Linked DNA regions of Homo sapiens: region 2 is linked to region 1. The links are chromatin contacts, found by Hi-C or POLR2A ChIA-PET in ENCODE. All regions are on one chromosome and are shown on one strand. The core of a region is the stretch at or near the end of the contact, and the rest is flanking DNA. Distances in the headings are between cores, read along the strand shown.

Evidence for each region. Hi-C counts contacts between places; a loop is a spot of excess contacts on that map. ChIA-PET counts read pairs that join two places held with the same protein, here RNA polymerase II (POLR2A). Pooled maps may share reads with other maps.
Region 2: a loop to region 1 is called in a pooled map, with 4 times the contacts of the local background. The contact joins two enhancer-like sites. A Hi-C loop is called at or near these places in 7 of 50 pooled maps. POLR2A ChIA-PET finds 5 or more read pairs at or near these places in 2 of 52 experiments (B cell and BJ).

What each region holds. Positions count from the first base shown.
Region 1 is chr6:3,741,342-3,747,095 of GRCh38, forward strand. The region is part of intron 1 of PXDC1 (PX domain containing 1); the gene reads right to left. Among named protein-coding and RNA genes, the nearest start is that of PXDC1, 7.5 kb to the right of the region's middle. Within about 2 kb of position 2,235, at least 26 of the 41 ENCODE cell types and tissues checked have a DNase peak (open chromatin) inside an H3K27ac peak, as active enhancers do.
Region 2 is chr6:4,052,156-4,056,991 of GRCh38, forward strand. It overlaps PRP4K (pre-mRNA processing factor kinase PRP4K), which reads left to right. Exons shown (of 15, transcript NM_003913.5): 11 at 565-718; 12 at 4,166-4,280. Among named protein-coding and RNA genes, the nearest start is that of FAM217A, 25 kb to the right of the region's middle. Within about 2 kb of position 3,441, at least 4 of the 41 ENCODE cell types and tissues checked have a DNase peak (open chromatin) inside an H3K27ac peak, as active enhancers do.

The DNA of each region.
Region 1 (5,754 bases), core at 985-3,484:
AGGAGCCTGAGAAAATTTAGATGGGGAAAGTGAAGAGCTGGAATCCCTGCCTGGAAGCACAGAAATGACGGTGCTTATTTTTTAAGCTCTAGGATTTTAGTTAAGGGCACGTCCATTATTGAATTCCCCATTCCGGCTCCCGGTGGCAACCAAGCTGGCAATCTGGATCAGCTTTCTCAGGACACTGTGGTCCTTTCTCCACGGAGACAGTTCACCTGAATGACAACGAGCGCTGATCCCTTCCCCAGGAGGGGCCGCAGCTGATTCATGAAGTGATGAATTCTGCTGAACTTACTGAAACCCACCTGACTGACAGCAGCACAACTGGGCTGCTGTTGCTCCAGCTGCTACCACCAGAGCTCCAGAGCACGGCGACAAGAACGCAGCGCGGGGCTGCCTTGAGCAGCAAACGCCTCCCCGCCCCCACTCAAGAAGTGACACTGGCAAGAGACTACAGACAGCCTGGCCTTCCTAAAATGCCAACGCTCCCATTTCCCTACTCCCCTTCAATTGTTTTTAAAATGTTTCAAATACACCAAACGGATGGGTGTATTTAATGTGGAAGGAAAACACTTTTTAAAAAAAAACTGTACAACTGTCCACTGGGACCACAGTGCAGAAATAAAAGAAATCTTCATCTTGCAATTTCTGATTGTTTTATATTCACTAAGGTTTCTCAGTTTCACAGCTGGAAACCTCAAGCTCCTGCTGCCAGCATGCCAAATTACAAATACTCAAATTTATAAAGAAAAAGTTCTGAGCAGAATCCACGCTGAAGACACTGCTTTATTTTCCAGGAACAGACAAGAACTATGAGTTTAAGAAATACTGCTTCCCCCAAAGCAAACTATTGAGTGCATCTGCGTTTCTTTCTATCCTACCTGTTGTACTCCTCCTTTGTGACTCAAGTGCTTTGGCTTCCAAATGGCTAGTGGATTCTTTCCAAATGTTGTCACCTGTTTACCATAAGCAACGATTTGAAAACTTGTTTTCAAAACTGCACTTAAATACAGTAATTTTAGATCATCTAAAACTTTTGGTTTTTATATTCCAAATATTGTTGATGGCATGACAATTCTGGGGGTTCCTGTCCGACTTGGTTTCACTGCCTGAGATCGCACGGATGAATACCGCAGGCAGGTGAAGAGGGTTGCCTATTCTGCCAAGCGAACCTGAAAACGGAAGCAGAGCCGCTTCGCTCGGGTCTTTCAGGACTGACCAGCAGGGGGCGCGCGCACTCTGCGGAAAAAGCAGGATGGCGTTCACTGCAACGCACGCTTAAGGAAGTTAGCCTCAGAGTTCACAGCCCCGGAAACTGTTCTAATTTCTGATAAATAATCACTAATACAACCTCAACTTTAAAAATTTCATCCTACACAATTTGTGACATGAGAATTTCATCCAGATGTAGCCAAACAATTAAGAATTTGAAACCAAAAAATTGGTAACACAATTGTACATAAATTCCGGTGGGCCAACTGGACACACATTTGGGGACTGAGTATCAACAGGGGGCTGCCAGCGTCACTTTTCTTCCTAAAGGAGTTAGGTCTCGAAAGCTGAAAACACAGCGTTGTATCTGTCAATTTGGGGATTAGCTGCTTTCTGCAAACACAAACACCTGATTTGTTCTTGGAATCAGAACTGAACGCGCTGGAGGCAGTACAAAAATCTGACAGTGAGAGCCAACGTTAACAAACACCGCTTCCGGATCTCAGAAACCTGGGTCCAGAGTCCCACTTTTTTGGGAATTGGAGGCTTTGGGCTCAACACTTGCGGTAACTGGCCCAGCTTCCTCCAGGGAGGACCTTGGCCATCTGACTCTAGCGGGAGGGCTTCCTGCTGCTGCAATTCTGAAACTAAAGGCAGGATGCTGGCTCGGGTGCGCTGGGAGGTCACACGTTAAAGAGCGTCCACTACCCAAAGAACAGGCCTCTCTGAGCACTCAGAGGACGCGGTTCCCACACGCACACAACAGTCGGCCCCGGGGAAATGCTCTGCAAAGTGAGCTTTAACAAACTGAGTCAAACCATAAATTACATTTATATTGTTTCCTTTCCATTTAACAAATGTGCCCATCAGCACACTACACAGATGCAGAGGTGAAGGGGGGAACGCAGCCTCATCTTGTATGCTGCACGGGAGACACACATTCTTTAAAGGTTGACTATAATACACATCTTGGAAACTAAATATCTAAAATGTTTTAGGAAAGCCTTTAAAACTTCCTAAGTACCTGTTTTCTAAATAGGCAGTCAATGCTGAAGCAGCAGCGAGTTAAGAACTGACTAGCTGGTTATTCAATGCATAACTAAGCAACCCAGGGAAGTTCTAACTCCCTGGGAACCTGAGGCTGCTCTTCGCTATCCGAGACTGACACGTTTCCACCTGTGGAGTGTCACGCAGTATAACTGTACAAGGAGAGCGAGATTGCGGCTGTGTGGACACCAGGACAGAAGGCCTCCCCCACACCTCCACGCTGCAATGCATCAGGGGCGCCCAGCGGCTGGTCCACAGCCACCTCTCCTCTACATCTTTTCAGGAGTGAAAAGCTGAGCTGAGAATGCAAGAGGAAGAGATGGAAGTGGCTGAGGAAAAACAGAACACCCGGAGGACCCAAGCTGGGGGCTGAGGGAAGTCTCTCTTCCTCCCTCTGCAGCAGTGGCTGCCTTCTGTACCTGGGAGGTGGCTCCTAGAGCGACTGGGAAAGAAATGTTTGACTTAAACTTACTGAGCTCTGCTCTGCTCTTCCCGTAATCCTGCCTTCTCTAGGCTTTTTCATTATTTTCCCCACTAAAAGCCAAATCCTCTTCCTAAATTTTAGACTCAACATTCTCCAACAGCCATCCACTTAGCCAGTCCGTCCTGCAGCATCACAGGTTCCCAGGGGGAGCAGCCCACTCAGGCAGGAAGGAAGCACTTCAGTCGCTCTTCCCAAAGCACCCATGGCTCCTCCTCCACCAGGCTGGGGATACCACGGCCAACAAGATGGGATCCCGGCCTCCTGGCACGTCATGCTAGCCAGGAGGGCCAACAGGAGGCAAACACAGACCACAGACTGTCCCCTGCCTGGCAAATCCAGGTGCCAGGAGGATGCACAGCAGGGGATCCCCCCCACACTCCCGGGCAGGAGGCGGCCTGAAGGGTGAGCGGATATAAGGGTGAAAGGGGTTGGGGAAAGAGGGAGTGAGATGGGGAAGGTGGAGGGCAGGGGTGGGGAGAGCTGAGACCAGAAAAGGACAAGCGTGGTCTCACAAATCCCGGGAAAGGGCCTTGCCCATGAGGGACAAGGAGGCAACGGCTTCCCACGGAGGTTCTGGCTACAAGAACTCTGTGCACTTGGCAATTCTTGTTTTTATTTATTTATTTATTTGAGACGAAGTCTCGCTCTTGTCACCCAGGCTGGAGGGCAGTGGTGCAATCTCAGCTCACTGCAAGCTCCGCTTCCAGGGTTCAAGTGATTCTCCTGCCTTAGCCTCCCGAGCAGCTGGGACTACAGGCATGCGCGCTACCAGGCTCGGCTAATTTTTCTATCTTTAGTAGAGACGGGGTTTCACCACGTCGGCCAGGCTGGTCTCAAATTCCTGACCTCAAGGGATCCACCTGCCTCGGCCTCCCAAAGTGCTGGGCTTACAGGCGTGAGCCACCGCGGCAGCCATTCTTTCTTAGGATCAGGCCTAGATCTTAGGATCTTTCTTAGGTAACCCAAACCTGGCCCACACCCAGCACCAATTCTAGTTTCTGGACGAGCAAGGCCACAGGCCTAGTCCGTAGGGATCCCACTGAAGTTCGGTGGTGACCTCCCTCTTTGTGGGCTCCCTCTTTAGCCAGGGCAGGGGTATTCTCCCAGGGTATATGGGGGGGCCACACCCAGAAGAGGGCGGGCACATGAGTGGGCCAGTCCTGCCAAGCGGCTCGCTGCTCTCAGGAGCCAGCCTCCAGCACTCTCCCGCAGACCACTGTCATCAAGGGCACGTGGCAAGTGCCAGGGCAAAGAGCAAATGGTCCCAAAGCCAGCAGCCCGTATATGCCCAGCTTGGTGCTGGGCACTCTACGGATACCACTGCTTTCGGTACTCACAACGGCCCTGCGTGCGGATATTATTACTGCTATAGCATCAACAGTGCACCCGAGGCTTGAGGAACTTGCCTGGAATGACATGCAGGTGGCAAAGCCAGCATCCAATCCCCTAACCCCACCTGTCTGGGTCCAAAGCCAGTGCTTTCAGCCTGAGCCTGACCCCTCCTATTAAGGCCTGACTGTGTTCCCAGGTGGGGAGATCCCTGAGCCTGACCCCTCTCACTGTAACTGAGCTGTGTCCCAGGTGGTTGACCCCCAAGCTGACCCCTCCTACCATGACCCAGCTGTGTCCCAGGTGGGTGATCCAGCAATCTGGCAAGGCCTTGATCTTCTATGATGAGACTGACAGCTGCCACCTATCAAAGTATGAACTGCAAGCTCTTCCCTCCCCCTCTGCACCCGCTGTCCACCATGTGTTTTCTGCTGAGTCTAGGTTAAACATCAGCAAGGTTTCTTAACAATGGGAAGAAACCCTTGCAGGTGTAAGTTGGCAAAAGAGTTACGTGGTCTGTCTGATGTCCCCATTTCCTGTGGGATGGGGCAAGAGGGGGCACAGCTAGAGGTGTCTGTCTGCAGAAGAATGTCACCACATATGGTGTGCGTTCAGCTCCTCTCGCCACCAAGCAGGGAGCTCAGATCAAGGTGCTCCTGAGCTGAGTCCCTGGCCTGTTCTGTGAGAAAGCTGCAGCTTTTCAGTGCCAACTGCCACCGTGAAAGGCAGTAGCCCTGGAAGCAGGTCTGTCTGTGGAAGTGTCCAGTCTCCAGCTGGGAAGTGAGCTCAGGTGTCGCCTGGGGCCCAGGGGCTCAGTCTGAGATCTGTCGGGGGGGCAGCAAACCAAACGCAGCTCAGTGGCCATTTATGGAAAAGGAAGAGGATCCCAGGTACAGCAGGATGGGGGAAGCAGAGTGGGCGGCGGGGTTTGGGCTTGGCAAAGAAAAGCAAAACAGAAGGAAGAAAGAGGAAGAGGAGGCCGCGTGAAGGTGGGTGGCCCCATGGGAGCCCTGGCAGGGCACCCCCAGTGCAGGGTGACTTGGCCAGGTCAACAGAGTCAAAAATAGGTCTGTGAGTCAGAAAGGAAGATCCAAGTCCCCTGAGAAGTAAAGCTGCCCCTCTGGGTGGGGCAGAATGACGCAGGTGAATTCTGCACGGGGGTGGAGCTATGGTTGAAGGCAAAGGGCAGGCCCAGCCAGCACCCCACTTGCAAGGGCCCACTGGATGGGGCAGAGATGGTGCCTCTGTGCCCCTGCTCTGCTGCCCGGGACTGGTGTGGCCCATGATCATTTCTGAGCCACTGTCACTAAGAAAGTAAACTCCGTGGCTTTGCAGTTGGCCATCGGGTGGGATTCTCCCTTATGTTTCAGGGTAACACAGGGCTTCTCCCCTCACTGTCCACCCGAGAACAGCATGAGCAGGTTCAGGCCCTGGGATCAAATCACGCATCTTCCTAGAGCTGTCAGGGTTGTGGGAGTCTGGTAGTCACATCTGTGTCCAGCCCTTTTCTGGTAATGTCCCAGATGCCAGTCCCCTGGTACTCGGATCTCAAATCTAAGACGACAGTCTCCTAGCATGCAGGTAGATGAATGTCTTTGGTGATAAAGATGAGCACAGGCAGGTACATTAGCACCACATGGGCTGGCGGGCTTGTGATCATGGCCTTACTAAGAGAAAACGCT
Region 2 (4,836 bases), core at 2,191-4,690, 310 kb after region 1:
TTTTGGATAAATGCTGTAACAGATTTTCTGCGTATTTGATTTGTTTTATCCACACAGCTCTGGTTTTTGTTTTTAACTTGTGGTTAACAGCTAGTCTTTGTTGTTGTTGTTGTTGTTGTTGTTGAGACAGTCTCACTCTGTTGCTCCTCCCGGAGTACAGTGGTGCAGTCTTGGCTCGCTGCAACCTCCACCTCCCGGGTTCAACAGAGAGTCTCTCTTAAAATGAAATACTTCAAGGAAGGAATTTTTATCTTCAACAGTGTGGCTTTGTTGTGTTTTCAGATGTGAATCTATTCTAAAATCGAAATGGGAGTTTTACCTTGCATATCTTTCTTCTTACCTATTTAGAAAATTTGAATTTATTCAGAAACTGTGTTATATACATACAATTTGATATGCTCTCCTTTCAATATAAAATGATTTATCAAATGTGGGGGTGGTTCTTACATATTTTTATTTTGCGCTTGATTTTACTTTATGCTTGCAAATGTTTTTGCCTTTTTATATTTCCATTTTGCATTTTAACTCCTATTTTGTTTTCTTTTTTTAATTTTCTCCTAAAAGCATGAACTTACGAGAGGTGTTAAAAAAATATGGTAAAGATGTTGGTCTTCATATTAAAGCTGTAAGATCCTATAGTCAGCAGTTGTTCCTGGCATTGAAACTCCTTAAAAGATGCAATATCCTACATGCAGATATCAAGCCAGACAATATCCTGGTAAGTCAAACAGCCAAGCTGCGCTGTACATCTTGAACATACATTTCACTTCTTACTAGCAGTAATATTATTACTATGAGAAACGACATCTTAGAAGCATAGTTCAGTATATTAATAACCTATTTCAAATGACTAATACTTTTTTATCTTTCTTGGAAATCGGACAGTGAAATTTTATTGACAAGTATGAAGAAAAAGGAAATGTACAATTGTCCCTTTTTTTCTCTTTTGACTGATAGATTTAAAGTGTGCACCAATCCTGGAATGCTTTACTGTAGTAATGAGTTTCTTCTGTTATCTTTAGAAAAATGCTGCACATGTTGCTGTTTTGAAATAAGGAGTGTCCGTACTCTTCTGTTTGCTAATTTTATAGCTCCCTAAGCTGTGGCTCCTGGGGGCTCAAACACAATAAAGCTCAGTTGTGGTTAGGTATTATATTTAAAGGCATCGCTTTTGAAGTTTATTTTATTTTATTTTTAAACTTTCAAGTTCAGGGGTACATGTGCAGGCTTGTTACATAGGTAAACTTGTGTCATGGAGGGTTTGTACCCACTTTTCCTGATCCTCTCCCATCTCTCACCCTCCAGCCTCTGACGGACCCCAGTGTGTATTGTTCCCCTGTGTGTCCATGTGTTCTCACCTTTTGAAACCTTAATTCTCTTCGACTAGTGACTTCTGGTGGTAACAGCAGATTTCACAATGTATATGTTTTTAAAATTTTGAAATACATACATATTATCATAGTGATGTGATTAATGCACACACACACTCCTCCCCTCCCTGGCCCCATTACTTTACCCTGTTTTGTGGCCTTCAGTTTGGGTCGTGTTCGCAACTTGGAGAATTCCAGCTTATATGCTGGTAACATTCTGCATTTCATTTTTTTAAAATGGGTTCTCTTTATCAGTTCTCCTACAGTTGATGCCTAGGAGAGATCCTGAAGACTAAAAGCTAAGCGTGTAAGGTGTTCTTTATTGGGAACTCTTGGAGCTATAACAAAATAAATACTTTTGATTTTTTCTTTTGTTTTTTTTGTTTTGTTTTGTTTTGTTTTGAGGTAAGGTCTTGTTCTGTCACCCAGGCTAGAGTGCAGTGGTGCCATAATGGCTCACTGTAACCTCCAACTCCTAAGCCCAAGCAGTTCTCCTGCCTCCGCCTCCCCAGTAGCTGGGACTACCCACAGGCACATGCCACTGTGACTGCCTAATTAAAAAAAATTTTTTTTAGAGATGAGGTTTGGCTGGTCTCAAACTCCTGGGCTCAAGCAATCCTCCTGCTGCAGCCTCCCAAAGTGCTGGGATTATAGGTGTGAGCTACCATGCTTGGCCAAGATAAATTCTTTAAAAAATGGTGATCTCATTAAAGTTTAAGGAGTTTTTTTTTAATCAATAACTAAGCTATTTAATTCATATTTCTTTTTCTTTTTTGTTAATATCTTAAAATATTTCCTTTATTTCCTTCCAGACAACCACATTAGTAATGAGGTGTATTCCATTTTTATGTTTGGTCTGAATTATTATTGTATTGTATATCTAATGTAACTTGGAGTTAGGGGAGCTGAGTAATTTCATTGAAATGGTAGGTACATTAAAAATGAAGTATAAATTTGTGTGGCCAATTTCATAGTTGATTTTTACCTCAGTTTTTTTTATGAGACACAGCCTTGCCCTGTTACCAGGCTGGAGTGCAATGGCGTGATCTCGGCTCACTGCAACCTCCAACTCCCTGGTTCAAGCATTTCTCCTGCCTCAGCCTCCCGAGTAACTGGGATTACAGGCAGGGGCCACCACGCCCAGCTAATTTTTGTATTTTAGTAGAGACGGGGTTTCACCATGTTGGCCAGGATGGTCTTAATCTCCTAACCTCGTGATCTGCCCGCCTCGTCCTCCCAAAGTGCTGGGATTATAAGCGTGAGCCAATTTTTTGTTTTTTAATTGTGAAATACATGGTTCATGTCAAAGAATATGCAAAACATGTACAATTTAAAAGGTCATTTACAGTGAGCGTCTTTGTGACCATTGTGGAGGTTAAAGAATAACACATTTGCCAGTGTCACAGAAGAAACTCTTGTTTTTAAAACCTAATGCTAAACTAGTATAGGTTTTCACATACATTTAAGAAATGTTTTCCCGTCTTCCTGGGGAAGGAAAAAATAGACCTTAATGACGGAGCTGATTTTTGTTAATGAAAATCCAAAGCCTTTAGCTCGTAATTTCAGGTATCAGTGTGGTTTAAGTACCACATTCCTCATGACAGGAGCAGAAGTTGTGTAGCAAACTGAAGTGCATATGAGTATGGATACCCTGCTATTCTTTAAGGCATTTTAGCCAGCCCAAGAGTTCCACTGATGGATTCTAATTTTAAAATGGTTCTTAAGTTTTCTGTGGGTATTGAAACTGCTTAAGTAGCTGAATTCAGCTTACACTTTAAAAAGTTTTAAAATAACTTTTCTATTTTAAGATGCTTTTCTGATTCCCAAGATGAAAAGAATAGTAATCAATGTGGGAGTTAAAAATAATCATTTCTGTTCCTATTAATAGCTTAACTCTGGATATCATTTATAATAGTCCAGTCTCCCCATAGAGACTGCCTAAGGCTATAGTGTTATGCTGCTTTGGGGTGGGAGCAGTAGGCCAAGTTCAAGTCCCAACTCGGAATTTGTGTGTGTCTCTTTTGAAGGGGGGAAGGGACTCTGGAATATGAATTATCTTCACTTGTTAATCCTGAACATGCCTCTGACTCATGAGTGGCAGCAGTCATGGGAGCAACTCCAGCCTTTCTCAGCAGATGTCACTATTACTGTGTATGTTGAAGTATTTACAAAGGAAAAAAGAAACAAATGACTAATATAGAGTTCATGTTTATCAGTTTTGCCAGATATATTTAACATTTTCTTGACTAATACCTTCTTTATATTTGAGGGATTTAATATTTTTTAGACTTGAAGTGATTGCTAAATTTGGGATCATATAGCAGCTTCGGATGAAGAATATTTTGTTTTTGTCCAAGTTTATTCTGAATCACCCTTCTGCTTTCATTGCCATTGTAATTCTCTGGCAACTGAAAGTTAAGTCTGATTCCTTAGTTATAAAACTTGACTTTATTCAGGTATTCAGGGTCTTTTTAGAAGATGCTTTGCTTCATGAAATTAGATTTTTCTCTCAGTACCCCACCCTTTTAAAAATGCAGTTGTTAAAATTAAATGTACTTTGTGATATCCATTTCCTCACTGAAAACAGTTTTTACTCATTGTAATGAATATTTGATACATATTAACTTTTCATAGTTAGGAAATTGAATTAAAAATAAATAGAAAAGGAATTTTTAAATGAATGTCTTTGTTCTCAGTATTGGAATTAATAAAACTTTTCAAAGCCAATAATTTTTATTTATTTGTATTAATTATTCCTGGCTTGAATTAAATTCCCTTGAAAAAATGTTTTGCAGGTTAATGAATCCAAAACTATTTTAAAGCTTTGCGATTTTGGGTCGGCTTCACATGTTGCGGATAATGACATAACACCTTATCTTGTCAGTAGATTTTATCGTGCTCCTGAAATCAGTAAGTTTCTTAATGTTCTTTGACCTGGGCCATCATATGTGGTGGAAACCGCATACTTAATGTCTAAGCACTGTTTTCCATCACACTTCAGCAGCTGCACGAGTTCATTCATGAGGAAGGGAACCATAGCAAGTTCATCCTCCTCAGGTGGAATGAAGGTAGTTGTGACAGGAGTCTTGATCATGTCGGGCAAGAGTAGCAAAACAGTTGTGGAAAATCCTCGACTTTAGAAGACTGCTCTTGATTATTCAAGGTCTGATTATCACATTTATGGATTGTATGGGACCTTTGTTTTTTCCTGTTGCCTTGGTTGAGGCTGATTAGCACCTCCACCAAAGGCGAAATGAGAAAAGAGAAGAAATACATATTTTCTTTTGCCCTTTAAGTTCCTCCCCTACACCTCCATTTTTTAAGGTTTTTAAGTTTGAGTCTCTATTAAGAATTAGTGGGAAAGAACACAAAACTAATTGTCAAACTAAGGCATGAAGATTGTGGTTATAGTCCAAGCTAAGGTAGCCAGCCCCTCATTAATGGAAATAAAAATTAATAGTCGTCA